Regions from separate parts of the Homo sapiens genome. Here all the other regions are linked to region 1. Evidence: read pairs that join two places in POLR2A ChIA-PET (ENCODE). Cell type or tissue: MCF 10A. All regions are shown on one strand.

The links. Peaks named below come from ENCODE experiments on the same cell type or tissue, not always from the same donor. Only the 100,000 strongest peaks of a DNase experiment are listed, where the experiment ranks them.
Region 2: POLR2A ChIA-PET joins it to region 1 with 5 read pairs; 1 of 35 experiments calls an interaction of 5 or more read pairs at or near these places.
Region 3: POLR2A ChIA-PET joins it to region 1 with 5 read pairs; 6 of 35 experiments call an interaction of 5 or more read pairs at or near these places.

What each region holds. Positions count from the first base shown.
Region 1 is chr15:52,067,264-52,071,263 of GRCh38, forward strand. It overlaps MAPK6 (mitogen-activated protein kinase 6), which reads left to right. Exons shown (of 6, transcript NM_002748.4): 6 at 1-112. The region is part of intron 1 of LOC112268150 (a long non-coding RNA gene); the gene reads right to left. Among named protein-coding and RNA genes, the nearest start is that of BCL2L10, 44 kb to the right of the region's middle. In MCF 10A, no CTCF peak of the experiment used is centred here; DNase peaks (open chromatin) are centred at 968 and 2,478.
Region 2 is chr15:50,208,544-50,212,543 of GRCh38, forward strand. All of the region lies in intron 4 of SLC27A2 (solute carrier family 27 member 2), which reads left to right. Among named protein-coding and RNA genes, the nearest start is that of SLC27A2, 28 kb to the left of the region's middle. RefSeq lists an enhancer at 2,214-2,793. In MCF 10A, no CTCF peak of the experiment used is centred here; a DNase peak (open chromatin) is centred at 2,408.
Region 3 is chr15:52,168,713-52,172,712 of GRCh38, forward strand. All of the region lies in intron 3 of GNB5 (G protein subunit beta 5), which reads right to left. Among named protein-coding and RNA genes, the nearest start is that of CERNA1, 9.3 kb to the right of the region's middle. In MCF 10A, no CTCF peak of the experiment used is centred here; no DNase peak of the experiment used is centred here.

The DNA of each region.
Region 1 (4,000 bases):
AGAAGAAAGTAAAACTGAAACCCCTTATATAAAATATGCTTGCTTTAGGGTGACCCAGGCTGAGTACTAAGTTGTAAAGTCAATTTCCAATAAAAATTTTATGTGCCAATTACTTTGTCTCCACTTGCAATCAAAGTATCTTTATAGGGTAATGAAGATGAAATACTCCAAGAGGCAAAGTCTTTCTTTCTCTGCCACCCAGGCTGAAGTGCAGTGGTGTGATCACAGCTCACTGCAACCTTGAACCTAGGCTCAAGTGATCCTCCCACCTCAACCTCTTGAGTACCTAGGAGTAGCTGGCACCTTTGTTAAAGATCATTTGACCATATAGATGAGAATTTATTTCTGGGTTCTCTACTCTGTCTCTTGTCACAGTTTTTGACTGTTTTTTTCCTTTGAGACAGGGTCTTACTCTCTGGCCCAGGCTGCAGTACAGTGACATGATCATAGCTCACTGCAACCTTGACTTCCCAGGCTCAGGCAATCCTGCCTCAGCCTCCTGAGTAGCTGGAGCCACAGGCATGAATCAACATGCCCAGCTAGTTTTTACATTTTTTATAGTACTTTTAAAATTTGTTTATAGAGACAGGGTCTCCCCCATGTCACCCAGGCTGGTCTTGAACCCCTGGGCTCAAGCAATCTTCCTCAGCCTCCCAATGTGCTGGAATTACAGGTGTGAGCCATTGTGCCTGGCGGTAAAGCATTTTTTTCTGACATGAGTATGGCCACCCCTGCTCTATTTTATCATTTGCCTGATAGCTTTAGTTTTAATTGCTACACCACAACGTATTTCTTAAATGACATCTTCCAAAATTTTGCTTCTACCAACATCTTTGCAGTGAGAATTCTTGTGAACATGTGTAAGAGTGTCTTTAGGGCAGATACATAGGAGTAGAGTTGCTACATATCTTCAAGTCTATGAAGATGCCATGTCCCTGTCCAAAAGTGATTGTACTGACTCACATTCCTGCCAGCAATGCACAAGAGTTCTTATTCATCCACATGCCTCCAAGCAAGAAACCAAGTTTCTTCCATTGAATTAATCCTACCAGCTTTGCAATGTTCAGTTTACAGTAGGAATCAGGATTTCTAATTCCAAACAACTGCATGGCTGGAAATCATGACTACACCTTAGGGATCCTTAAGTAGCCACTTCAATGTGAGATTGCCTTGTTTCTCATTTCCTATTGCTCCAGCCACTGCAGCTTGGGAACAGAGGCTTTAAATCTTAAAGGCTGAGCCAATTATGTCATTACACTGGGGTCCATACCTAAGGAGAAGTAGATCATGAATCAAATCGGGTTTTCAAATAAAATCCAAGCAAACATCACCTTTGCTTCTCAGTTAAGACACCTGCATAGTATTGGTTATGAAATTATTTGCAAGCACTGTTTTCCATTTGATACTTTGGTGTGTTTTATATAGAGCACATTTAGTTAGTGATCTAGTCAGCAAGTGGACCGTTGTCTGAACCGCTGACCTGCTCCCAGCCTTTTCAGTACCTGTTTACTATTGAATTAAAAATCAATAGAAGCTCTACCCTAAGTAGGTTCATCATGTATGGCATATTAATCAATTGCAGTTTTACCTGATGCCTCTCCATGTGAGCATTGTTTATCATTCAGATCCTAGTACCTTCTGAGTAGAGAAGAAAGAAGATTGAACCGGAAATCAGGAGATCTGAGTTCTGGACCCAGTTTTACCACTGACTCTCTGTCATTTGGGTGTCACGATCTTGGTGAGCCTAAGTTCCTTATTCAACTAGAAATGCGTATTACTCGATACTGACCTGGAACAACTTCTGAACCAGACACTGTCTTACTCAATTCTAACCCATTATAATAGCACAGCGATTAGCTCTTGCCAGGATGTGCTTGCTTATAGATCTTATTTCTATAATATCTTTATTGAACTGGCTGCATTAAATGTGCCTTTTAAGCAGATTGAGAATGAAATTTTGTGTTCAGTGCACGTTTACCAGTTGACAGGTAGAGGAAAAGGCAAAAGTATTAGAACTCCAGGGTTGTTTGCCTTTGAAAGAGCAGTGTAAACTCACTAAGCTCTTTCCTGTAGGATCTAGGGCAGTCTCCTTAATTAAGCCAGGTGAAGAGAAGGATCTTTGTGAGCTCTTTCAACATAGATTCCAACATCTATGTAACAAATATCTTACAGAAGGGAAGGGTGTTTGATCATCCACGTTAGAGCACTGTTTCAGTTATAATGCAGAGCTCTAACAAAGAAACTCCACTGGATTCGCATGTTTATCTTAGTATAATACAGTGGTAGTGTTACAAACCTAGCTAAGCAGAATACTGACTTTCCATTACAATTGTCAGCCTCTGCATCATCTTGCTTAATTAGGTCTTAGTGCTGTTGTAGCTGGGTGAGTGGGAACGCCGGTGCCAGATTTGAGATGCTGCTCCCAGTCTCCTGGTTCAAAGTCCAGTCCAAGCCTGTTTCTTCATGCCCAATGTAAACCACAAACTTGGATCCACGTCTGTACATTTAGACTCTGCTTCCACCCGGACTTACCAATCCCACACCCTCCTGACTTGAACCTCTGAGGCAACCTCAGCTGCCAGCTGGGACATTGAACCTTGCATGCAGCATTGCATAGTGTTTAGGCACACATGCTTCGGAGTCAGATCAAATCAAAGCTTAAAACTGTTCTTCTGCTTACAAGCCTTGTGGCCTTGTAGAGGTTATTCAACCTTTTGATTTTCCTCATTTGTCAAGTAGAGCTAATGATACCTAATTCGTAGAGTTGTAAGAATTTAATGAGATACTGTACACAAAGCCTTTTTAGCATGATGCCTGGTACTTAATAAATCACCATTGCCCTTGTCCTGTTTGAATTACTGCCCATGCCACCCAAATTGTACTGAACACTGGATTCTGACCTTGACGCTGCCTTCAGTATTGCATTCTCCTATCAATCTAAACTTCTGGCCTTGACCTACAGATGGCTTCTTGCTCTAGCCATAGTGCCCACCAGCTCTATCCAACTTTTGGCTCCAGCTTCTGGTCCTTTCTCACCAGTCAAACCATTGCCCAAACAAATTAAGTGTAGCAGCTCTCAGACTCCAAAAGACTAGACTGAGCCCATGAGTCTGCAATTGCTTCCCCCACCCCACCCCCCAGAACAAGCATCTTCATTTAGAAGCCAAAAGCCTTGGAGTCATCTTAGACTCCTTTCTCTGAAAACTCACATCCAATCCATCAGTGAATCCCATGGCCATATCCAGAATCTGACCACTTTTCACCATCTCTATCGCTGCCTTGTGATCCAGTCCACCATCCCAGTCTGCTGGACCATGCCAATAGCCTCCTAACTGGCCACCATGCAGTTTATGGTCAGTACAGCAGAGTCATCCTTGTAAGTCCTAAGTCAAACCACATCACTCCTCTAGTTTCTCAAAATTTGAATGACTCCCCCTCCTGAGGGTAAATATCAATGTCTTTACCGAGGCTCACAGGCACCTCTCCACTGCCCCCTCCTGCGCTTGCATGGCTTCAACAGCACTGGGCCACAGTTGCTCCCACCTTAGGGTTTCTTACATGTTCTTCTGGCTGCCTCGAAAGCTCTTGGCCCAGAGAGCTGCATCACTCCCTCCCTCCCTCATTAGAAGTTTTTGTTCAAGGTCAGGAGATCGAGACCATCCTGGCTAACACGGTGAAACCCCATCTCTACCAAAAAGTTAGCTGGGCGTGGTGGCGGGCGCCTGTAGTCCCAGCTGCTCGGGATGCTGAGGCAGGAGAATGGCGTGAACCCAGGAGGCAGAGCTTGCAGTGAGCAGAGATAGCGCCATTGCACTCCAGCCTGGGCGATAGAGTGAGACTCCATCTCAAAAAAAAAAAAAAAAAAAAAAAGTTTTTGCTCAAATGTCACTTTATCACAGAGGCTGTGCCTGACCAGCGCATATAAAATAGCATGCATCCCATCACTCATATGCCCCTGCCCCGCTTGATTTTGCCTTCCAGCACATAACCACTGATGTGA
Region 2 (4,000 bases), 1.9 Mb before region 1:
CATGTTGCCATTATTATCATTATCACTTTCCATGCCTAACAGTGTGTAGCTCATAATAAGTACCCCATACATATTTGTTGAATGAATCAATGAAAATTCTGCCCACTTACACAAAGGAAGAAATAAGGGAAAACATTCTACTTAGTTAATCACTCTCATCTGAGGTTGAGTAGGGGATGGGATAGCAAAGCTACTGACTTAAGTGATTTTTAAAATATTATAGTGAATATTTTCTATTTTGCCGTCTTCCCGCATTGTATTTGGGCCTTTGCTTTCAAAGCGACTGTTTGTAATGAAAGGCCATTCTGATTCATTTCTTGCAGTGTATGGTTGTCAGCTCCCATTCGGTTTTTGTAGTTGCCTAAAAACAATGTCATCTAGGGAAAGTTATTTATTGGAGCATGATATTGCTAAAGCTCAGTGTTTCTTTCCTCCAGTTACAGACTGAAGCTACAGTCTGTACTGGACAAGGCTCCAGTACAGGGGTCTCAATGAGGCTTTATGACACCTGCTGGAGTGTGGGAGGAGGAAGACAGAAAGGGAACCAAAAAAGAGTTCCAGGGGCCACACATAGAACCATGATATTTGGAAGGAGAAATAATATTGGCCAGAACCCTGAAAAAGCTGAATAGATTCAACTTACCTCTAGTGTTGACTGCGTCCCCCCAGAATTAGATAACCTCTGTGGTCCCTTCTAGCCTAAAATTTCTGTCTCTGCATCAGCTTCATTCTGTTCAAAAAAGAGAATGGATGGATCTGTTGCAGCACAGAGTGGAGAGTGGCCAATATGACTGGGGCCCAAGACAGAGGGAGGCCAAAAGAAAGAGGGAAGGGGAGCAGAATCAGGAAGGTTCGCCAGGGAAGGTGGGCTTTGAAGAGTACGGAGAAGTTCTGCAGCCAGGCAAGAAAAGAAGGGCTTCTGGCTAGCAGGAAAATCACGTGAGCAGTGAGATGAAGGACCCAGCACACTGGGAACTGCAAGCAGTCTGGCAGGAGGTGAAGCTGAGGGGCTGGGTCAGGTGGCAAGGGCTTTACTCTGCTGAGACTCAAATGTGAACATGACAAGCCATGACTAAAGGGCCTTACATGGAAGAGCAATGTGGGAGATGGCATTTTTAGACAGTCCTTTTGGCTACGATGTGAGAATACACAGAAGGATGAAGGGCCTCTTCTGTAAAGCAAACAGGTGGAGCCTTGTCCAGGCAGAAGTGTAACATATTAATTATTAAGAACAGGGACTCTGGAGTTTTTCTAAGGTGATAAAGACCTTCTTCCCTTTCACCTCTTGGAAGTCACCCCAAAACAAGGCGATGAGAAAAACACACACAAGCACCATCATCTCAGAAACTAAGAGACATTGCAACCATGAACTACATAGTATAGGAAGCTAAAAGATAACAGTGACTGACATAGTAGGCTGAGAAGGGTGAAACTTAAGAGGCAAGTCCCAACAGGAAGGAAGCCAGTTGCCTTCCTGAAGGCTGAGAAATTGCAGGCTTTGAATACAGCTGAAGGTGGGATGAAGTGTCAGACTTAAAACAGGGGAGTTATTTGAAAATCTGTGTAAGAAGTAAAATACGGAGGACAGGATCATGGCGAGCGGGAGGCAGGACTAGATTGTGGCTCCAGACAGAGCAGCATGAGAGGCTCACATTGTGAATTTTAGCTCCAGCTTGACTGCAAGAACTAACCAGCAACCCCAAGAGGACCCACAGACCCTCTGAAAGAAGTGGATTGCTCCTAGAGGACCCGGGAGACACCCCAAATACTGTGATCGCCCCAACTGCAGAAGTGGGAAAGGGAGACCCTCATCTCCCGAACACATACTGGAGAAGCTGAAGGTCTGTTTGTAGAACTTCCCGACTTTACCTGGAGCCTCGTCAAGTTAGAGAGCCAAACCGAGCAAAATACAAAGGTAGAGGAAGCTGCAGAAAGGCCCTGGGAGCTCACTGGCTCCCCTAGCAGCCCATTCCCGCCTGGCACCACAGGGATCCATCAGGAGGGTGGCCAGAGGAGCAGGGGGCAAAACTCCACAGGGAGAAGGAATTCTCTAGCTAAACTTTGGGATAATTTGAACGGGGCAAGAAGACTCCTGGCCAGAACTCCAGGGAGGGTGTGAATCTGGCTTGCAGACTCCACAGGCGGAGAAGAACTAAAGCCCTTTCTTTAACAGCTGGGAGGCAGAAAGCCTTGGGCAAGTTTTCAAGCCTGACTCGCCCTCCACCTGGAAACAGACTCGGGGCCGTTGAGGGGGCACGGTGGGAGTGAGACCAGCCCTTCAGGTTGCCTGGAAGCTGGGTGAGGCCTGTGACTGCCAACTTTCCCCCACTTCCCTGACAACCTGCATGACTCAGCAGAGACAGCCATAATCCTCTTAGGTACACAACTCCAGTGACCTGGGAATCTCGCCCCCATCCCCCACAGCAGCCACAGCAAGACCTGACCAAGGAGAGTCTGAGCTCAGACAGGCCTAGCCCTGGCCCCACCTGATGGTCCTTCCCTATCCACCTTGGTATCAGAGGACAAAGAACATATAATCTTAGGAATTCTAGGGCCCTGCCCACTGCTGGTGCCTGTCCACACTATTACAGCTGATGCTTTCTGGAAAGTACCACCTCCTGGCAGGAGGCCAACAGCACAAAACAGGGAATTAAACCACCAAAGTTAAGGATCCCATGGAGTCATTGCATCCTCTGCCACTTCCACTGGAACAGGTGCTGGTATCCATGGCTGAGAGACCCATAAATCATTCACATCACAGGACTCTGTTCAGACAACCCCCAGTACCAGCCCAGAGCCAGGTAGACTTGCTGGGTGGCTAGACCCAGAAGAGAGACAACAATCACTGCAGTTCGGCTCACAGGAGCCACATCCATAGGAAAAGGGGGAGAGTATTACATCAAAGGAACACCCCATGGGACAAAATTCTGAACAACACCCTTCAGCCCTAGACCTTCCATCTGACAGAGCCTACCCAAATGAGAAGGAATCAGAAAACCAACCCTGCTAATATGAAAAGCCAAGGCTCATCAACATCCCCAAAAGATCACACTAGTTCACCAGCAACGAATCCAAACCAAGAAGAAATCCCTGATTTGCCTGAAAAATAATTCAGGAGGTTAGTTATTAAGCTAATCAGGGAGGAACCAGAGAAATATGAAGCCCAATGCAAGGAAATCCAAAAAAACGTTACAAGAGTGAAAGGAGAAATATTCAAGCAAATAGATAGCTTAAAGAAAAAAACAGGGCCAGGCATGGTGGCTGAAGCCTGTAATCCCAGCACTTTGGGAGGCTGAGGCAGGCAGATCACAAGGTCGGGAGATTGAGACCATCCTGGCTAACACAGTGAAACCCCTTCTCTACTAAAAATACAAAAAAATTAGCTGGAGTGGTGGCAGGCACCTGTAGTCCCAGCTACTCGGGAGGCTGAGGCAGGAGAATGGCATGAACCTGGGAGGCAGAGCTTGCAGTGAGCCAAGATCGCGCCACTGCACTCCAGCCTGGGAGACAGAGTGAGACTCTGTCTCAAAAAAAAAAAAAAAAAAAAGTAAATGAAAAAAACAAGCAAAAATTCAGGAAACTTTGGACACACTTTTAGAAATGCTAAATGCTCTGGAAAGTCTCAGCAATAGAATTGAACAAGTAGAAGAAAGAAATTCAGAGCTCGAAGTCAAGGTCTTTGAATTAACCCAATAAATAAAGACAAAGAAAAAATAATAAGGAAATATGAACAAAGCCTCCAAGAAGTCTAGGATTAAAAGACCAAACCTAAGAATACTTGATGTTCCTGAGGAAGAAGACAATTCTAAACACTTGAAAAACATATTTGGGTGAATAATTGAGGAAAACTTCCAAGCCTTGCTAGACCTAGACATGCAAATACATGAAGCACAAAGAACACCTGGGAAATTCATCACATAAAGATCTTTGCCTAGGCACATTGTCATCAGGTTATCCAAAGTTAAGACCAAGGAAAGAATCTTAAGAGCTGTGAGACAGA
Region 3 (4,000 bases), 100 kb after region 1:
CAAAATATACTACAAGGCTACAGTAACCAAAACAGCTGGGTACTGGTACAAAAACAGACACACAGACCAATGGAACCGAATGGAGAGCTCAGAAATAAGATTGCACACCTACAATCATCTGATCTTTGATGAACCTGACAAAAACAAGCAATGGGGAAAGGATTCCCTATTTAATAAATAGTGTTAGGAGAACTGGCTAGCCATATGCAGAAGACTGAAACTGGACCCCTTCCTTACACCTTATACAAAAATTAATGCAAGATGGATTAAAGACTTAAATGTAAAACCCCAAACTATAAAAACCCTAGAAGAAAATCTAGGCAATACCAGGCCGGATGTGGGGGCTCACGCCTGTAATCCCAGCATTTTGGGAGGCCAGTGTGGACGAATCACTTGAGGTTAGGAGTTTGAGACCAGCCTGGCCAACATGGTGAAACCCCGTCTCTACTAAAAATACAAAAATTAGGTGTGGTGGCGTATGCTTGTAGTCCCAGCTACTTGGGAGGCTGAGGCACTTGAATCACTTGAACCTAGGAGGCGGAGGCTGCAGTGAGCCGAGATCGCACCACTGCACTCCAGCCTGGGTGACTGAGGCAGGCAGATCACCTGAAGTCAGGAGTTTGAAACCAGCCTGGCCAACATGGTGAAACCCCGTCTCTACTAAAAATACAAAAAATTAGCTGGGCATGGTGGTGGGCACCTGTAATCCCAGCTATTCAGAAGGCTGAGGCAGGAGAAGAGCCTGAACCCAGGAGGCGGAGGTTGCAGTGAGCAGAGATCACGCCATTGCACTCCAGCCTGGGTGACAAGAGCGAGACTCTGTCTCAAAAAAAAAAAAAAAAAAAAAAAAAGAAAAGAAGAGAAGAGAAAAAGAAAAAAAGAAAAGAAAGAAAAGAAAAGAGGTAAAGAGGAAAACCTAGGCAATACCATTCAGGACATAGTCATGGGCCAAAGATTTCATGACAAAAATGCCGAAAGTAATTGCAACACAAGCAAAAATTGATAAATGGGATCTAATTAAAACAAAGGGCCTCTGCATAGCAAAATAAACTACATCAGAGTGAAGGGACAAACTACAGAAGGGAGAAAATGTTTGTGATCTATCCATCTGATAAAAGTCTGATATCCAGAATCTACAAGAACTTAAACAAATTTACAAGAAAAAAAACCCCATTAAAAAGTGGGCAAAGGACATGAACAGACACTTCTCAAAAGAAGACACTCATGCAGACAACAAACATGAAAAAAAGCTCAATATCACTGATCATTAGAGAAATGCATATCAAAACCACAATGAGATACCATCTCATGTCAGTCAGAAAGGTGATTATTAAAAAGTCAAGAAGTAACAGATGCTGGTGAGGTTGCGGAGAAAAAGGAATGCTTCTACACTGTTGGTGGGAATGTAAATTAAATTAGTTCAACCCTGTGGAAGACAGTGTGGCAATTCCTCAAAGATCTAGAAGCAGAAATGCCATTTGACCCAGCAATCCCATTACTGGGTATATATCCAAAGGAATATAAACCAATCTATTAAAAGATACATGCACGAATGTTCATTGCAGCACTATTTACAATATCAAAGATGTGAAATGAACCCAAATGGTCATCAATGATAGACTGGATAAAGAAAATGTGGTACATACATACCATGGAATACTATGCAGCCATAAAAAGGAATGAAATAATGTCCTTTGCAGGGACATGGAAGCCATTATCCTCAGCAAACTAAGGCAGAAACAGAAAACCAAACACCACATGTTCTCCTTTATAAGTAGGAGCTGAACGATGAGAACAAATGGACACATCGGGGGAACAACACACACTGGGGCCTGTCAGGGGCATAGCAGGAGGGACAGCATCAGGAAGAATAGCTAATGGATGCTGGGCTTAATACTTAGGTGATGGGTTGATCTGTGCAGCAAACCACATGACACATGTTTACCTATGTAACAAAACTGCACATCCTGCACATGTACCCTGGAACTTAAAAGCTGAAGAAAAAAAAAAAAACCCTCTCAAACCCCTGTATGGAAGGAAAACATTAATAGTCACATTTATCTCACTTGTATTTGTCAGAGATTTGTGAATTGCCTTAAAAAAATTCATGAGGCTGGGCGTGGTGGCTCATGCCTGTAATCCCAGCACTTTGAGAGGCTGAGGCAGGCAGATCACCTGAGGTCAGGAGTTTGAGACCAGCCTGGACAACATGGCTAAACTATAAAAAAAAAATTAGCCAGGCATGGTGGTGTGCGACTATAATCCCAGCTACTTGGGAGGCTGAGGCAAGAGAAGCACTTCAATCTGGGAGGTGGAGGTTGCAGTGAGCCATGATCACGCTACTGGACTCCAGGTGAGCAATAAAGTGAGACTCTATCTCCAAAAAAAAAAAAAAAAAAAAAAATTCATGAGCCACAAAAAATTCTACCCTGAATTCCCTAATTAAAAGTTTGGAGAATTAAGTTATGGGACCATCTTTAAGATTGAATACTGTAAGGTTCCATATAAGAATTTTTAATGATGACATTAAAAGAAATGTAAATGACATGGGGAGCTACTCAATCCATTGTGCTGAATGTTAAAACTGGGCTCAAATCCTCTATCTAGTACAGTCCCTAGTAAGCTTATAAATATATACACAAACATGGAAACATAAGCTATGAAATACATGAAAATATTAAAAATGGCTACCTCTAGGTATTGAGATTATGAATGACTTGTTTTCTTCTATATTTCTAGATTTTTCCACAGTGAGCATTTGTTTATTGGGAAAGTACTCTAAACACCCTTGCATTAGCCAGCTCGAGTATAACAGTGAATGCAGAGAAAGGAAGGGGAAAGGAAATGAAGGCAGGTTAGCTTTCTGCTGCCTCTGATGGCTGCAGGAGGCATGTGGCCAAACAGCAGGGAAGAGGATGACTGTAGAGAAACCGACTTCTGTAAGCGTCGGTACACAGATCACATTTTCTTAGAATATGAAAAAAGTCAAGGAATATGTTTGCTCCAGGCTAATCTAGAAAGTTGGTTTTCCTAGATTTTTCCCTAAGCCATAAATCAGAATAGTCCAAGACTCTAAGCCATAAAGCATTCAATAATAAAACTTTTCAAAAAATTACATTTAGAATAGATAGAAAAGTTAATGGTATCAGATAATACATCCTTCTATCAAATTTAGTCTAGATTTGTACTCAGAGAAACGACATAAACTTGCTTTGTTCCTTAACAATATTAGCATCTGCCTCAAGGACCTGGGAATTGGAGTAAAGCTCCCACACAGCCCCAGGAGGCTGCTGTGCCTGTTGGCTGAAATGAACACCATGTCCTTCCTGGTCTGTCTGGTTTGAGCCTGTCTTGCAGATTATTCCTCAGTTTAATTTCAAGTTAAAGACTCTTTAGAGTTGAATTGTTTTCCCCTTTCTCTTTTTATTTTTTATTTTTTGAGACAGGATCTTATTCTGTCACACAGGCTTGAGTGCAGTGGTGCAATCATAGCTCTTTGCAGTCTCAACCTCCTGGGCTCAAGTGATCCTCCCACCTCAGCCTCCCGAGTAGCTGGGACCACAGGTACACACCATCATGCCTGGCTAATTTTTATTTTTTTATTTTTATTTTTTTGAGAGTTGAGGTCTCACTATATTGCCCAGGCTGGTCTTCAACTCCTGGGCTCAAGTGATCTTTCCGTTTTAGCCTTCCAAAGTGAGCCACCATGCCCGGCCTCCTTTTATTCTTGATCTTGACTCCCATTCTAGTACTCATTTTTCCCTTATTATAAAAAGCAGTAAATGTGCTGGGTGCGGTGGCTCATGCCTGTAATCCCAGCACTTTGGGAGGCAGAGGTAGGTGGATCGCTTGAGCCCAGGAGATCAAGACCAGCCTGGGCGACATGGAGAAACCTCGTCTCTACAAAAAAATGCAAAAATTAGCCAGGTGTGGTGGCACACACCTGTAGTCCCAGCTACTTGAGAGGCTGAGGTAGCCAGGAGTTTGAGGCGGCAGTGAA